2 separate regions of the Homo sapiens genome follow, and region 1 is linked to region 2. Evidence: chromatin loops called from intact Hi-C (ENCODE). Cell type or tissue: GM12878. All regions are shown on one strand. Links, peaks and the distances in the headings refer to the core of each region. The heading gives the core; the rest is flanking DNA.

Region 1 (8,620 bases), core at 514-8,513, 230 kb after region 2:
AAACAGATTACCTTTGAAGGAATGAAAATTAGAAGATGGCTAGCTGGGCGTGATGGCTCCCAGCTACTCAGGAGGCTGAGGCAGGAGGATGGCTTGAACCTGGGAGGTGGAGGTTGCAGTAAGCTGACATTGCACCATTGCACTCCGGCCTGGGCAACAGAGCAAGACTCTGTCTCAAAACAACAACAAAAAAGGAGAATTAGAAGATGGCAACAATGGAAGACAGCTAGAATTATATCTTCATCAATGAGGATTAAATAGAGGGATTTTTGGAAAAACAAAAAACAGAATGTCATCAACAGAGACTCATTAAAGTTGGGTGTCTTTCAAATGGAAGGAAAATGATTCCACATGCAGTCATATATAGACAAGGAAACAGTGAACAAAGAAAGTGGTAACTCTACCTCCCGGGCACGGTGGTTCACGCTTGTAATCCCAGCACTTTGGGAGGCCGAGGTGGGCGGATCACGAGGTCAGGATTATCGAGACCACGGTGAAACCCCATCTCTACTAAAAATACAAAAAATTAGCCTGGGCGTGGTGGCGGGCGCCTGTAGTCCCAGCTACTCAGGCTGAGGCAGGAGAATGGCGCGAACCCGGAAGGCGGAGTTTGCAGTGAGCCGAGATCGCGCCACTGCACTCCAGCCTGGGTGACAGAGTGAGACTCCGTCTCAAAAAAAAAAAAGTGGTAAATCTACGTGTAAATCTAAATTAAAATTGACTATATAAAACTATTGATTATGTCTTGTGGGTTTAAAAAAAGATGAAACTAAAATCCAGGTCAACAGAAAAAAATCAAGGTTCTCCTGATGAGAGATTAAAGGTTCTAAGATTATTATATTGTTTTGGAGGATAAAGAGGGACTTCAGTGGGTTGACTATATGTCAAAGGTCCCTATGGCCTCTCGGTCTCTCACTTTCTCTGAATGTCAGTATTTGTTTCTCTTTCTCCTTTATGAAGACCTCACAGCCAGTCAACTGAACTTTTTTCCTACCAGGGCTCTTGATTCTTTTATCCCCACTTGTGTTGAAACTGACCTACAAAGTCCAGTATCATGCCAGCTGAAAATTGCTGGGAAAATGAGCCTGTTGACAATTTTTATACCCACTTTTCAACCCACTTCTCCACTTCACCTCCAGTCTTAGAGACAGATGTTCCTTTGCTGATTTGGAGAAACGTGCTCTCTCGGGGTCTTTGGTCCCCAATCCCTTCTAATCTATCATCCATATTTCTTCTACATCTCACATTTTTTTCCTTTTGGCTTTTTCCATTGGACTTATAACCATGCTTAAATCTGTCCCTTCTGAAAGACACACACACACACACACACACACACACACACACAGATTTCTTGTCCCCAGATGTCTCTCAGCTCCCATTCTTCTTTACCCCTATGCGTTTCATCTGAACTTCTAGAAAAAGTATACCATCTTGTGAAGACCAAGTCCTCACTTCCCCTTCATGCCTTGTTTTGACTGTTGTTTGGCTTCTACCTTCACCTTACTCTGATACTGATTTTCCCAACATGTCCAGTGATTTAGCTAGTTGATGACCTGACTGGACATCAGGCAGATTTTATCTAATGCTTTATGGCACTTATCTCCCTGGAACTCTTTCCTCCACTGGCTACCAATACTGCCTTTTCTGGAACTCCTAGAATTTCTCTACATCCCACCTTTCTCCCCACTCCACCCATTTCCTTTTTTTTTTTTTTTTTTTTTTGTTTGAGGCGGAGTTTTGCTGTTGTTGCCCAGTCTGGAGTGCAATGGCACAATCTTGGCTCACTACAACCTCCGCCTCCTGGGTTCAAGCGATTCTCCTGCCTCAGCCTCCCGAGTAGCTGGGATTACAGGCGCCAGCCCCAACGCCCAGCTAATTTTTGTATTTTTAGTAGAGATGGGGTTTCACCATGTTAGCCAGGCTGGTCTCGAACTCCTGACCTCAGGCGATCCACCCACCTCGGCCTCCCAAAGTGCTGGGATTACAGGCGTGAGACACCACACCAGGCCCTTTCTTTTTCTAACAGCTTTACTGAGATATAAATCATATACTATAGCGCTCACAGTTTACAGTGTACAATTCAGTAGTTTTTACTGGATGTAGAGAGTTATATAACCATCACTATAATGGAATTCTAGAACATTTTCATCATCCCCAAAAGAAAACTTATGCCCATTAGTAGCCATTCCCTAATCCTACCCTGCCACCTTGCAGTCCTAGGCAACCACTGCTCTACTTTTTCTCTATGTAGTTTGCCTATTCTGGACATTTCACATAAATGGGGTCATGCGGTATATATTTGTATGTGTGTGACTGGCTTCTTTCACTTGTCGTGTCAGAGGCGTGTGACCCAGAGCAACTCCATCTTAAATAGGAGCTAGGTAAAATGAGGCTGAGACCTACTGGGCTACACTCCCAGACAGTTAAGCCGTTCTAAGTCATAGGATGAGATAGGAGGTTGGCAGAAGATAGAGGTCATAAAGACCTTGCTGATAAAACAAGTTGCAGTAAAGAAGCTGGCTAAAACCCACCAAAACCAAGACGGCAACAAGAGTGACTCTGGTCGTCCTCACTGCTATACTCCCAAAAGCGCCATAACAGTTTACAACTGCCATGACATCAGGAAGTTACCCTAAATGGTCTAAAAAGGGGAGACATAAATAATTCACCCCTTGTTTAGCGTATCAAGAAATAACCATTAACATGGGCAACCAGCAGCCCTCTGTTGATGGCATAGCCATTCTTTTATTCCTTTACTTTCTTAATAAACTTGCTTTTGCTTTGCACTGTGGACCTCGCCCTAAATTCTTGCTAGACAGCCAAGAGCCCTCTCTTGGGGTCTGGATAGGGACCACTTTCCTATAACAGTAGTGCTTCTGAGGTTCATACATGTTGTAACCCATATCACCAACGCATTCCTTTGTATTACTGAATAATATGATTATACGGACATATCACATTCTGTCTAGTCACTCATCAGTTGGTGGGCATGTGGGTTGTTTACACTTTTGGCTTTATTGTACTCCAACTTGGGCTCAAGTGACCCACCCGCCTCTCCTCCCAGGGTGCTGGGATTACAGGCGTGAGCCATCGCACCCGGTCTCAAAAATTTTTATTTATAAAACCTGGAGTTGCTATGGGAGAGGGGACCAACTGGATATTTTGGAGAGTGAAGCTCTCCCCATTCACAGAGCTCTAGTGGTTGGCTCGGATTTCTGCACAGACGGAGACACACACGAACACACACACTCGGGGGAATTCATCGGCTCCTGCTCACAGATCCAAAACGCCACCCCAACCAGAACCACCCCTAAGCCCTCAGCCCAGCGCACCAAGGTACCAGGTGCACCAGAAGTGGAGTCTGACTCGTGCAGCTCCGCTGACTGCTGCTGGGCAGGGGGCCCCGCCCAAGCTCTACGTCCTGAGCCTTGGGGAAGGAGCCGAGCCCCTGAGGAATGGGGGTTGGTCGACAGTGAGTCCCAGAGCAACGACGCGCGCCCCTCGACCGCGGCCCCGGGTTGGAGGCACCGACCTCTCTTCTCCGCTCCAGGTCCGCGCTCGGGGCTGGCGGCGGGGGTGCCGGGAGGGAAGCGGCAGGCTAGTTGCAGGGGAGGCGCCTCGCCCAGCACCTGCCGCAGGGGGTCGCGCAGCCAGACTCCGTCCCGGCAGTTGTCGAGTTGCAAGGCGCGAAACCCACCAGGTGCTAAAAGCCAGCAGCCATGTTCTCCCTCCCTGTAAGTCGCCGAGCCACGGGCTGGAAGGGGAGGGCGGGGGCGTGCCTCCCAGCCAATCACAAGCCACGTAGTTGGGCGCGCGCTCTCTCCATGACAACGGCCTGGGGTTCTGAGAGCTCCTCCGGGTTCTGCTAGCTACTCAAGAGTTCGAAGGCAGAAAAGACCGACTCGCAAGTCCCCTGGAAACCGGGAACGCAGGGGCGGGACGAGAGAGACTGGCAGAGGTCTCCACGTGCCCAAGTGGTGCCTCAAAGCCTCTTCAAACCCCGCGCCCCGGTGGGCAAGAAGGCACTCCTGGGCTTGGAGGGCGGAGGATGAGGCATTCAGCGGGACCTAGTCCTAACCCAGCCTGGGAGAGCATCAGGGACCCGTCGTTAACGTCAACTGCCTTTCTTGTTGCCTGCTCTATCTTTCATATCCACGAGGATCCCATTCTCCATGATGTGCTTATTTCACGTTGCATGTCTATCAAAACATCTCATAGACCCCGTAAATATATACACCTACTGTATACCCACAAAAATTAAAAAACAAAAAGAAAAACATCTACAAGGGACCGGGCTTGGTGGCTCACACCTGTAATCCCAACACTTTTTGAGAGGCCGAGGCCAGGGGATCGCTTGAGCCCAGGAGTTTGAGACCAGCCTGGGGAACACAGTGAGACCACCCCCCACCCCCGTCTTTACAACAACAAAACAACAACAAAAACAAAACAAAAACAGAAGCAAACAAAAATTAGCCAGGCGTGGTGGCCCAGCTACTTGTGAGGCTGAGGCAGGAGTATTGCTTGAATCCAGGAGATCGAGGTTGCAGTGAGCTATAGTCGTGCCACAGCATTCCAGCCTGGGTGACAGAGACCCTGTCTCAAAAAAACAAACAAAACAAAACACATTAACATCCCCGTGGATTGGACCTCCAGTTCCTCACTCGACCCGGCGTGGGTCCAGCCTTCTGGATATCCAACTTCCAGTAACTTAAAACGTTCAATAAAGTGCCCCACCCTCTGGTTTCCATGAAAACGGTGAGAAGAGATGGGACTCAACGAATATAGCCAGATCCGCTTCTATTAAGCTGGAGAACCTGCGATTCCCAGAGCAACAGGGAACCGGGATCCCCTGACAAGAAAACAAGGCTGAACCACTAAGTGGGACCTGGGTAGCTTCTGACCCTCTCTGCAGCGTTTGAGGCCGAAATGCGCGCCCACTAGCTTTTGACCTCGCGAAAGCGTGTCCCAGCACCTCGGCTACCTTTCCTCTACTGACACCAGGCGCCTGTTTTGCCTCGACCTTCTGGGGCGTGCATCTCAAAACTGCTGGGCTCGAGCGCCACCTGCCGTCCTCTGCGACGCACTACTGCTGTAAAGCCAACCAAGCAGCAACACCAGCAGGGGACCAGGCGAGGCACTTCACACTATCTCAACTGAATTTAACAACCTGTGAGATAGATATTCTCATCCCCATTTGACACCTGGGGTAACAGGTTCAGAGAATTTAAGAAACTTGCCAAGCCCACTCTGACACCAAGTGTCATCCAGGATCCCAGAAGCCACTGTCCCCAGAGCTGTATACCCTCCCATGTCACAGTTGAGCCTCTGGCGATTTTGTCTTCAAGGGCCCTCCAAGGTCCCTTCTGGCCTGCCTCTGACCCTGAAGGCTCAGCATCTCTCTTCTCCAGAGCTTATCATGCCCCTCTGTGGTTAAGACTGGCTGGCGCTGGTCTGATAACCAACAGTGTGTGTGCAAGCCACCACACTGAAACCTTAACTACATTAGAAAGTTGTTTCCTTATACCCAATAGATTTAGGAACTAATTTTATATTAATGAATATGTACATTTCTATTAATCAATATGTACATTTACCTATTTTGTATGTTGTAATGTGGATCTCCCCCCTCCTGTGTCCAGAATTGGTGGGTTCTTGGTCTTACTGACTTCAAGAATGAAGCTGTGGACCCTCACAGTGAGTGTTGTGTCCGGAGTTTGTTCCTTCTGATGGTCGGATGTGTTCAGAGATTCTTCCTTCTGGTGGTTTCGTTGTCTCGCTGGCTCAGGAATGAAGCTGCAGGTCTTTGCAGTGAACGTTACAGCTCTTAAGGCCGCACGTCTGGAGTTGTTTGTTCTTCCTGGTGGGTTCATAGTCTTCCTGGCCTCAGAACCGAAGCTGCAGACTTCCCTGGAAAGTGTTGCACCTCATAAAGACAGTATGAGCCTGAAAAGTGAGCACTAGCAAGAGTAATTGCAAACAGCAAAAAGAATAAAGCTCCTACAGGAAGAAAGAGAATGCGGCAGAATTACCGCTAGGTTCTCGGGCAGCCTGCTTTTATTCTCTTATCTGGCCCCACCCACATCCTGCTGATTGGTCCATTTTACAGAGAGCCGATTGGTCTGTTTTACAGAGAGCTGATTGGTCCGTTTTGACAGGGTGCTGATTGGTGCATTTACAATCCCTGAGCTAGACACAAAAGTTCTCCAGATTCCCACTAGATTAGCTAGATACAGAGTGTTGATTGGTTTATTTACAAACCCTGAGCTAGACACAGAGAAATGATTGGTGCATTTACAAACCTTGAGCTAGATACAGAGTGCAGATTGGTGCATTCACAATCCCTTGGCTAGACATAAAGATTCTCCCAGTCCCCACCAGGGTAACTAGATACAGAGTGCTGATTGGTGCATTCACAAACCCTGAGCTAGACACAGGGTGCTGATTGGTGTGTTTACAAACCTTAAGCTAGATACAGAGTGCTGGTTGGTGTATTTACAATCCCTTAGCTAGACATAAAGGTTCTCCAAGTCCCCCCAGATTAATTAGACACAGAGTGCCGATTGGTGCATTCACAAACCCTGAGCTAGACACAGGGTGCTGATTGGTGTGTTTACTAAACTGTGAGCTAGATACAGAGTGCTGATTGGTGTATTTACAATCCCTTAGCTAGACATAAAGATTCTGCAAGTCCCCACCAGACTCAGGAGCCCAGCTGGCTTCACCCAGTGGATCCCGCACCGGGGCTGCAGTTGGAGCTGCCTGCCAGTTCCGCGCCGTGGTCCCACGCTCCTCAGCCCTTGAACGGTGGATGGGACTGGGCGCCGTGGAGCCAGGAGCGGCGCTCGTCTTGGAGGCTCGGGCTGCGCAGGAGCCTGGGGCGGGGGGAGGTTCAGGCATGGCGGGCTGCAGGTCCCAAGCCTGCTCGGCGGGGAGGCAGCTAAGGTTGGGCGAGAAACCGAGCACAGCAGCTGCTGGCCCAGGTGCTAAGCCCCTCACTGCCCAGGGCTTGCGGGCTGGCCAGGCGATCCCAGTGCAGGGCCCGCGGAGCCCACACCCACCCGGAACTCGCGCTGGCCCGCAAGCGCTGTGCGCAGCCCCGGTTCCCGCCTGCGCCTCTCCCTCCACACCTCCCCGCAAGCTGAGGGAGCCAGCTCCGGCCTTGGCCAGCCCAGAAAGGGGCTCCCACAGTGCAGCGGTGGGCTGAAGGGCTCCTCAAGCGCGGCCAGAGTGGGTGCCAAGGCCGAGGAGGCGCTGAGAGCCAGCGAGGGTTGCGAGGGCTGCCAGCATGCTGTCACCTCTCACTACCCCAGCCAGCATCCCTTCTCTCATCTCTCAGTAACAGCACCCTCTTCCTTTAGGGGCAGTTCTTCTTCCTCCTCTATGAAGTTCTGGTGACGCGGTTAATCACAGACTCCATGTGACCCAAAGCAGGCCAATCAGATGCTTCCCTCTGATGTTTTATGTAGATGCTCTGTAGAAGGAAGCCTTTCCCCCTAGATTGTCAGCAGGGCTGTGAGGATTGGAAGCCAACACACAGAGAGGAGTCCAGAGTGCAGGTTGAGAAAGAGAGTGGGGAGGAAGAGATGAGGGATGGGAGAGGAGGAGATGGGAGAGGGGGATGGGAGGAGGGAAGGGAGAGGAGGCGGCAGAGAGAGAGAGAGTTCTTTTTGTGCCAGTCCCGAGTTAGCTGGCCCTGTGTGCAGCTCTAGCCCTGCTAGTTTCACAGTTTAATTATATGCACCAATAATTTCTTCCTGTTTTGTCCTATGCCAGTTTAAAATAGGTTCTCTGCCCGGGCGTGGTGGCTCACGTCTGTAATCCCAGCACTTTGGGAGGCCGAGGCGGGTGGATCACCTGAAGTCAGGAGTTAGAGACCAGCCTAGTCGACATGGTGAAACCCCGTCTCTACTAAAAATACAAAAAATTAGCCAGACGTGGTGGTGTGCGCCTGTAATCCCAGCTACTCAGGAGGCTGAGGCAGGGGAATCGCTTTGAGAGGCAGAGGCTGCAGTGAGCCGAGATCGTGCCACTGCACTCCAGCCTGGGCGACAGAGGGAGACTCTGTCTCAAATACAGATAAATAAAGTCAACAAATAAATAAAATGGGTTCTTTGACTGCTGCAACCAGAGTCCCGGATAATATTCCATGACACTAGCCACCCCCGAACTCAAAATATTCAAAACAGAATAAAGCTAGTACAGATTTTGTTACACTTTTGATTTTGAGTTAATGACAGACTCACAAGAAGTGCAAAAGTAGAACGAAGAGGTCCCGTGTACCCATCACCCAGTTTCCCTCGATACTGGCACCTTACATAATTCTAGTGCATTCTCAAAATCGGGAAATTGATATTGGCACAATATATTTATCTAAAGTCCTTACTTGGATTTTTACCTGCTTTGCATATATTTTTTATGTCTTTGTTTATAATTCTGTGGCACCTTGTCATATGTATATATTAATAGAACCATGGTAAATTTAAGATACAAAACTCCTATTACGACAGAGAAACTCCCTTTGGGCTATTCTCTTTTTTTTTTTTTTTTTGAGATGGGGTCTTGCCCTGTTGCCCAGGCTGGAGTGCAATGGCGTTTTCTCAGCTCACTGCAACCTCCGCCT
Region 2 (8,620 bases), core at 452-8,451:
AAGGGGATTTGGGATAAACATGTGGGGGCAGGGGAGAGGGTATGGGATAGCCCAGCGGGGCTGCCCCAAGCCTGATGTATCAGCCTAGACCACTCAGGCCTCTCCAAGGGCTGCCCCAGGCAGCGGGAGGGCAGAGGACCTGCTGTCCGGGTTCTCCAAGTTCTCCCAGCTTGCTAGCCTTCAGGCCAAAAGGGCCTCACCCAACCAGCCACACTATTGTCCTTCTGCAGTCCTGCCAGGCTCTGTTGAGCCCTGTCTGCCTCAAAGGCCCTGTAGGAAGAACCAACGAGGGAGTTTTCTCACAGCCCCTACCCTCCTGTGTGACTCGAGGACCGGAAGTTCAGTTTCACTTGACCTATCTGAGTCACCATCCAAATATACCATCTGTCATATTCCTGTCTCCCAGTCTCTGCACAGGAGGTCCCGCCCCCACCTCTCTAGGCTTGGGGCATCCCCCTCTCAGCCAACAACAGAGGCTGAGAGTCTCCCCGTATTCCTGTTCACATACCACCCCACATCCCAGACTCCCCCTGGCCTCCCCACTCTGGGGAAGCTCCACCAGCTGACCCAGCCCACACAGTCCCACCCCACCTGAATTCTAAATGAGCCCATTGTCTGACGACTTGGCATCCCAGTGTTTTCTATCACCCCTGGGTCAGCTCCAAACTCCTGGAAACAAGGCTGGTAACTGACACAGAGCACACAGAAGGCACTCACACACTGTGCGGAAGAGAACTAAACCTCAAGGTGTGTGTGGTGGTCTGTGATATTATTAATAAAGACACCTTGCCCAGATTAAAGAGAAAGAATGGGGGAGAAACATTCTCCAAGGCCTGTTATAAAGGAGGGGCAAAATTCTCCAAGGCCTGTTATAAAGGAGGGGCAGGAGACGGTTATACTTTACAAGACAATTCACATTCCCATCTTTGGAAAACTAGAATTTAAAATACTTTAGAAGGGCTGGGCGTGGTGGCTCATGCCTGTAATCCCAGTGCTTTGGGAGGCTGAGTGGGGGAGGATCATGGGGTCAGGAGATTGAGACCATCCTGGCTAACACGGTGAAACCCCGTCTCTACTAAAAATGCAAAAAAAAAAAAAAAAAAAATTAGCTGGGCGTGGTGTTGGGCACCTATAGTCCCAGCTACTCAGGAGGCTGAGGCAGGAGAATGGCATGAACCCGGGAGGCAGAGCTTGCAGTGAGCTGAGAGCGCACCATTGCACTCTAGCCTGGGGGACAAGAGCAAGATTTCATCTCAAAAAAAAAAAATTAAAAAAAAAAAAAAAATATATATATATGGAATACTTTACAAGACAGTTCACATTTCCATCTGTGGAAAACTAGAATTTTAAAAACTCAGCCGGGCACGGTGGAAAAGGGGATTTTAGGGGCTGCATGGGTGGACCTTGGCATGAGGCTCCTTTCTAGGCCAAAGTGATGGATCTAGAATGGAAACATTCTTAGAAATAGAGCCGCTGAGCACAGGAAGGATAAAAGCCAGCCAGGGCGGTACACACTTTTCCTTCCCAGCTCCCCTAGCTGTAGAAGCTTCTGTTTATGATTTGGAAATGGAATTGTCAGGCCCGGCGTGGTGGCTCACGCCTATAATCTATAATCCTAGCACTTTGGGAGGCCAAGGCAGATCACCTGAGGTGAGGAGTTTGACACCAGCCTGGCCAAAATGGTGAAACCTTGTCTCCATTAAAAAATACAAAAATTATCTGGGCATGGTGGTACGCGCCTGTAATCCCAGCTACTTGGGAGGCTGAGGCAGGAGAATCGCTTGAACTCGGGAGGCGGAGGTTGCAGTGAGCCAAGATCGCACCATTGCACTCCAGCCCAGGCAACAGAGCAAAATTCCATCTCAACCAAAAAAAAAAAAAAAAGAAAGAAAAGAAAATGGAATTGCCATAGTACCTAACTCTAAAGTTGATGCAAGGATTAAAAAAACAAGATCATACATGAACAGTTGAGTACTCAATCAATAAATGAATGCAACGACTATTGTGGTCATTGTATAACAATACTATTATTATTGGTAGAGATGGGGGTCTTGCTATGTTGCCCAGGCTGGTCTTGAACTCTTGGGCTCAAGCGATTCTCCTGCCTTGGCCTCCCAAAGTGTTGGGATAACAGGCATGAGCCACTGTGCCCCCTGTAATCCCACCACTTGTCGGAGGCTGAGGCAGGAGGATTGCCCGAGCCGAGGAGTTTGAGACCAACCTGGGCAACACAGTGAGACCTTGTATTTTTCAAAATAAATTAATTAAATGTAATTAGCTGGGCACGGTGGCTCACACCTGTAATCCCAACACTTTGAGAGGGCTAGAGGGGCAGATCATCTGAGGTCAGGAGTTTGAGACCAGCCTGACCAACATGGTGAAACCCCATCTCTCTAAAAATAGAAAAAATTAGCCAGGCATGGTGGCAGGCGCCTATAATCCCAGCTACTCAGAAGGCTGAGGCAGGAGAATTGCTTGAACCCGGGAGGCGGAAGTTGCAGTGAGCCGAGATGGCACCAGTCTGGGCAACAGAGCAAGACTCCATCTCAAAAAAAAAAAAAATTGCACTCAAATGGATGTTGGGTCAAAGGAGCGTCTTATTCTTTAGGAGGTCAAGAGCAAAGTGATAAGGGGGTATCACTCTTCCTCATACTCAATCCTCTGTGGCTCCTTTGACACTTACACTACCCGCCCCCCGCCCCATGCTTTTTCACTCCCTTGACACAAGTCTAAAGCAGAAACATCTAATGAGAAAAACTAATTTGTTTTTTTAGAGATCGATTCTTGAGACATTGACCAGGTTGGAGAGCAGTAACTATTCACGGGCACAATCAGCATGCACTGCAGCCTCGAAACTCCCAGGCTCAAGTGATCCTCCTGCCTCAACCTCCCAAGTAGCTAGGACTACAGATGTGTACCACGGAGCCCAGCCAATAAAAACTAAATGAAGAGTGGTTGCTACGTACCAGGCACTGGAAGCACTTCGCACATGCTAACTCATTGAATCCTCATTGCAATCCTTTGTGGTAGGGGCTATGTTTATCCCCTTTGTACAGGTGAGGGGACTGAGGCACAGAAAGATTAAGAAACTGGCCCTAGGGAATTCCCATTTGGGTCTCTCTCTCTCTCTCTCTCTCAAAAAAAAAAAAAAAAAAAAAAAAAAAGAAATAAAAAGAAGCCTACCCTAGGCAAAATGGGGTGGGGTTGGGATAGAGGGGAGGGACACAAAAAAATTTGAAAAAAAAGAAAGAAACTTGCAGGCCAGTGCAGCAACTCACATCCGTAATCCCAGCACTTTGGGAGGCTGAGGCGGGCAGATGGCTTGAGCTCAGGAGTTCAAAACCAGCCTGGGCAACATGGCAAAACCTCGTCTCTACAAAAAATACAAAAAAAAAAAAAAAAAAGATTAGCCTGGAGTGGTGGCATGCACCTGTAGTCCCAGCTACTTGGGAGGCTGAGGTGGGAGGATGGGGATGACTTGAGCCCAGGAGGCAGAGGTTGCAGTGAGCCAAAATTGTACCACTCCACTCCAGCCTGGGTGACAGAAAAAGGCCCTGTCTCAAAAAAAAGAAAGAAAGAAAGGAAGGAAGGAAGGAAGGAAGGAGAGAGAGAGAAAGAAAAAGAGAGAGAGAAAGAAAGAAAGAGAAAGAAACTTGCCCAAAATCACAGGAAAAGTAAGGGTCCAGTTGGGATTGGAATCCAGGCAATCCTGCTGCATTCCACCCTCCCAGTTCATCTTCTCTAAGAGAAGCTCATAGGCTAAAAGAGAAATAAATGCTGAAGAGTCAAATCTCTGTCAAAACCAGAAATGAAACCTCACATCTGGCAAGTAAAATGTGGTTTCCTAGGTTCAACAGCTTCCCAGGTATTTAAACACTCCCATGGTGGAAGTGAGAGGATTAGCAGAAAGAAGAATGAAAAATCATAACCAAATTACAAAGCCCAAAGAAAAATAAGTACAACTTACAGGAAGTTTCAAAATCAAAAACTCAGCTGGTTGCCATGGCTCACACCTGTAATCCCAGCACTTTGGGAGGCCAAGGTGGGCGGATCACTTGAGGTCAGGACCAGCCTGGCCAACATGGTGAAACCCTGTCTCTACTAAAAATACAAAAATTAGCCGGGCATGGTGGCGCTGGCCTATAATCCCAGCTACTCGGGAGGCTGAGGAAGGAGAATAGCTTGAACCTGGGAGGTGGAGGTTGCAGTGAGCTGAGACTCCAACACTGCGCTCCAGCCTGGGTGACAGAGCAAGACTCTGTCTCAAAACAAAACAAAACAAAAATCAGAGACTCAAAATACAGCTCTGAAACATCCAAAAACCTCAAGGAGTAGAAGAGGGCTTTGTTTTGTTTTGTTTTTTGTTTTTGAGAGAGCGTCTCGCTCTGTCACCCAAGCTGGAGTGCAGTGGTGCAAAACGCAGCTCACTGCAGCCTTAACCTCCTGGACTCAAGGGATCTACCTGCCTCAGCCTCCCATGAAGCTGGGATCACAGGCACACGCCACCATGCCTGGGTAATTGTTTTTGTATGTAGAGACAGGGTTTCCCTTTGTTGCCCAATCTGGTCTCCAACTTCTGGGCTCAAGCAATCCTCCCACTTTGGCCTCCCGAAGTGCTGGATTACAGGCATGAGCTACCGCACCCGGCCTCTTTTTAAATGCAGACTTGAGACAAGAAGGCAAAAGTTACAAGAAATACAACCACAAATTCTATTTTCTCCAGAAAATTTAGTCATGATTACAAGCCTGGGAGTTAGGTGGTAATGAAACCAGCCACATGAACGTCACCAAGCAGCTGTTATTTCTCCAAAACCTTTTAGCACGAAGCTAACAGAGACGAGATCTAGGGCTAGTATCTCCTGGGACTTATGAGTAAGAGCCGGCACCTAGAGTACCTGTCACTATAGAGGGTGATGTCACCGCTGATTCAACCTGATATTGAAAAACCTTACCAGGAGAGGCCTCTCAATGTCGGTGACTCAGGGCCCCACCCCACCTGTTCATAAAGTAAGTGCCCAGGTGTTTGCCTCACTGCTTATTCAAGGGATGATGTTTTCCAATAGGAAAGCCACAACTCTCCCCACCAACAAGTTGGTCATCTTGTTCCCTTTTTCAAACACTCCCACATAGTTGTGGTGAAGAATTTGTTGGGGAGGAAGCCTCGTACTGAAGGTGAGATTCCAAAGTAAGTACCAGGTCCTAGGAACACTCGTATACATGCACAAAAAAAAAAAAAAAATATGCCCTAAATGATGCCTGTTTAGAAAATATCATCCCTCTGCAGGAAGAATCTTTAGAAAACTCGGCTAGGCACAGTGGCTCATTCATGCCTGTAATCCCAGCACTTTGGGAGGCCGAGGAGGGCTTATCACCTAAGGTCAGGAGTTGGAGACCAGCCTGGCCAACATGGTGAAACCCCGTCTCTACGAAAAATACAAAAAGTAGCCAGGTGTGGTGGCACATGCCTGTAATCCCAGCTACACCGGAGGCTGAGGTGGGAGAATCGCTTGAACCCGGGAGGCAGAGGTTGCAATGAGCCGAGATCAGGCCACTGCACTCTAGCCTGGGCAACAAGAGCAAGACTCTGTCTCAAAAAAAAAAAAAAAAAAAATTTAGAAAACTCTGCTGGAGCAATATTCCTCTTGGGCAACATGCTGAGGGGTGGGGAGTGGCTTGGAATGAGCATTATTTCCTGGTTTGAATCTGATACCCTTTAAAGGAGATGTTCCTAAAGTGGCAGGTCAAAAGAGAAAGATAAATAAATAAAAAATGAAGGAGATGTGAAAATGAGCCCTCAGGATTCCTTCTCTAGAAAATGCCTGGCCTGGCCGGGCATGGTGGCTCAGACCTGTAATCCTAGCACTTTGGGAGGCCAAGGCGGGGGTATTGCTTAAGCTCAGGAGTTCGAGACTAGCCTGGGCAACGTAACAAGACCCTCTCTATTTATTTTAACAAAAAATTTAAAAATTAAAAGAAAAATGCCTGACTAGAGAACAGTCTTTTTCAATGACATGAATATAGACTTGAATGTAGAAGTCCAGTCCCCTCAAGATACAGTCCAATTCTATTTTTTTTTTTTTTTTTTTTTTGAGACAGAGTCTTGCCCTGTCACCCAGGCTGGAATGCAGTGGTACGATCATGGCTAAACCTCCCAGGCAGCTTCAACCTCCCAGGCTCAAGTGATCCTCTCACCCCAGCTCCCAAGTAGCTGGGACTACAAGCATATGCCACTACACCTGGCTAATTTTTGGATTTTTTGTAGAGGCGGGGTTCTATCATGCCCAGGCTGGTCTTGAACTCCTGGGCTCAAGAGATCTACCTGCCTTGGCTTGGGATTACAGTCATAAACCACCACACCCAGCTGACACAGTCCAGTTCTAACATCTATTGAGCACCTCACTTCTTCTTCTTTACACAAATGCCATCCTTCTTAGTGATGACTGCCCCTAAATTTCTCCACCCCAATGCATAGTTTTTATCACCCTTCCTGCTGAGTTTTATTCTTTCTTCCATACATCACCATCTACCTGTCCCCTCCAATTAGAAGAGAAATTCCATGAGGACAGGGCTTTTTCTCTGTTTGGGCCCCGCTGCATCCCCAATGCCTAGCAGAGGGCTTGGCAGGTGCTCAGCACAAATTCATTAAGTGAATGGACAGACAAATACCTCTGTCACCTGAGACCTTCAGAGAAGGAATGATCCATCCCTTTCACCTGGCTGCTCACAGACTGTTCTGTGAGTTGCCTTTTCCTGCTATAAAGAGCACAGACTTTGGAGTCCAACAGCCACCAGACATACGGCCAGGCTCTCCCACTTCCTGTGTGCATGACACACCTGTGTGCATGAGGGTTACAGGAGATGGCATACGGGAAGAGTTCAACATACAGAAAGCACCGCTCAATACACTGTTGCTTATGATCACAATACAGAGTACAACAACAAATACTTTTCTTTTTTCTTGAGACAGTGTCTCACTCTGTCGCCCAGGCTGGAGTGCAGGGAGGCAGTCACAGCTCACTGCAGCCTTGACCTCTGTGGTCTCAGGTGATCCTCCCACCTTAGCCTCCCAGGTAGCTGGGTCTGCCAGCTCATGCCACCAGGCCTGGCTAATTTTTAAAAATCTTTTGTAGAGACAGGGTCTCCCTATGTTGCCCAGGCTGGTCTCAAGGGATCCTCCCACCTCAACATTCCAAAGTGCTGGGATTACAGGCATGAGCCACTGTGCCCTGCCGAATAATTTTTTTTTTTTTTTTTTGAGACAGAATCTCGCTCTGTCACCCAGGCTGGAGTACAATGGCTCACTTGGCTCACTGCAAGCTCCACCTCCCAGGTTCAAGCCATTCTCCTGCCTCAGCCTCCCAAGTAGCTGGGACTATAGGCGCCTGCCACTACGCCTGGCCAATTTTTTTTTGTATTTTTAGTAGAGATGGGGTTTCACCATGTTAGCCAGGATGGTCTCGATCTGCTGACCTCATGATCCGCCTGCCTCAGCCTCCCAAAGTACTGGGATTACAGTCGGCCACCGTGCCCTGCCCCTGCCAAATAATTTTTTTTTAAGTATGTCTCAAATATTGCATGGGACATACTTATGCTAAATATTAGCCATCGTTTATCTGAAAGTCAAATGTAACTGATAGTCCTGTATTGTTATTTGCTAAATCTAGCCACACTACCCATTAAGCCATTACCCTGCTGAAGGCAGGACAGTCTAGGTTACATAAAGATTTGTAAGATGTGCCGGGCGCGGTGGCTCACGCCTGTAATCCCAGCACTTTGGGAGGCCGAGGAGGGCAGATCACGAGGTCAGGATATTGAGACCATCCTGGGTAACACGGTGAAACCCCGTGTCTATTAAAAATACAAAAATTAGCCGGGCATGGTGGCTAAAAATTAGCTACTCAGGAGGCTGAGGCAGGAGAATCGCTTGAACCTGGGAGGCAGAGGTTGCAGTGAGCCAAGATTGCACCACTGCCCTCCAGCCTGGGTGACAGAGGGAGACTCCCTCTCAAGAAAATAAGAAAAAAAAAAGATTTACAAGATGTTGCCCTACAGTACTCTCTCATGAATATTTATTGATCAGATGGATTTTGAAGCCATGAGATTTTTATCTTGGCCGAGATCTGATTAAGCAGGCCTTGCTTTTTTTTTTTTTTTTTTTTGAGACTGAGTCTCGCTTTGTCGCCCAGGCTGGAGTGCAGTGGCGCGATCTCAGCTTACTGCAACCTCCACCTCCCAGGTTCAAGAGATTTTTGTGCCTCGGCCTCCCGAAGTGCTGGGATTACAGGCGTGAGCCACCACGCCTGGCCGGCCTTGCATTTTTGTCTTTGAGCTTTTTGCGTCTCTCATCAAGCTCTTTCCAGGCTCCTCTGCACTGCCAAAAACTGGAAGAACAGACATCGGTTCTTGAACAATTCATGGGTCTGAAGGATGCTGAGATACCCAGGGGGCAGGTGTTGGGTGTATCTGAGAGCCTTGCTCAAGGAAGGTGTTACCCACACAATAGGAAACCAAACAGATGGCTCTGGCGGGCTCAGATATCTGCCTAGATTTTGATCTGGTGCTTCCTTACACTCAGAAGTGTGGGGTAGAAATGGCTCATCTGACCTTTAGACTCCAGACT

Evidence for each region. A loop is a pair of places that touch in the nucleus more often than their neighbours do. Peaks named below come from ENCODE experiments on the same cell type or tissue, not always from the same donor. Only the 100,000 strongest peaks of a DNase experiment are listed, where the experiment ranks them.
Region 1: it touches region 2 in a loop (4-fold over the local background); 2 of 110 quality-filtered maps call a loop at or near these places.

What each region holds. Positions count from the first base shown.
Region 1 is chr16:68,525,247-68,533,866 of GRCh38, reverse strand. It overlaps a transcript of ZFP90 not described here. Among named protein-coding and RNA genes, the nearest start is that of ZFP90, 9.7 kb to the left of the region's middle. RefSeq lists enhancers at 3,301-3,360, 3,831-3,890. In GM12878, for the core only: a CTCF peak has its summit at 5,053 (motif pointing left); DNase peaks (open chromatin) are centred at 3,806 and 5,036; H3K4me3 peaks cover 1,388 bases; H3K27ac peaks cover 276 bases.
Region 2 is chr16:68,752,752-68,761,371 of GRCh38, reverse strand. The region is part of intron 2 of CDH1 (cadherin 1); the gene reads right to left. Among named protein-coding and RNA genes, the nearest start is that of CDH1, 20 kb to the right of the region's middle. RefSeq lists enhancers at 456-615, 2,491-2,635, 3,878-3,927, 3,972-4,116, 4,608-4,707 and 4 more and cis regulatory regions at 2,563, 4,044, 4,773. In GM12878, for the core only: no CTCF peak of the experiment used is centred there; DNase peaks (open chromatin) are centred at 3,841, 4,401 and 4,821; H3K4me3 peaks cover 1,464 bases; H3K27ac peaks cover 4,748 bases.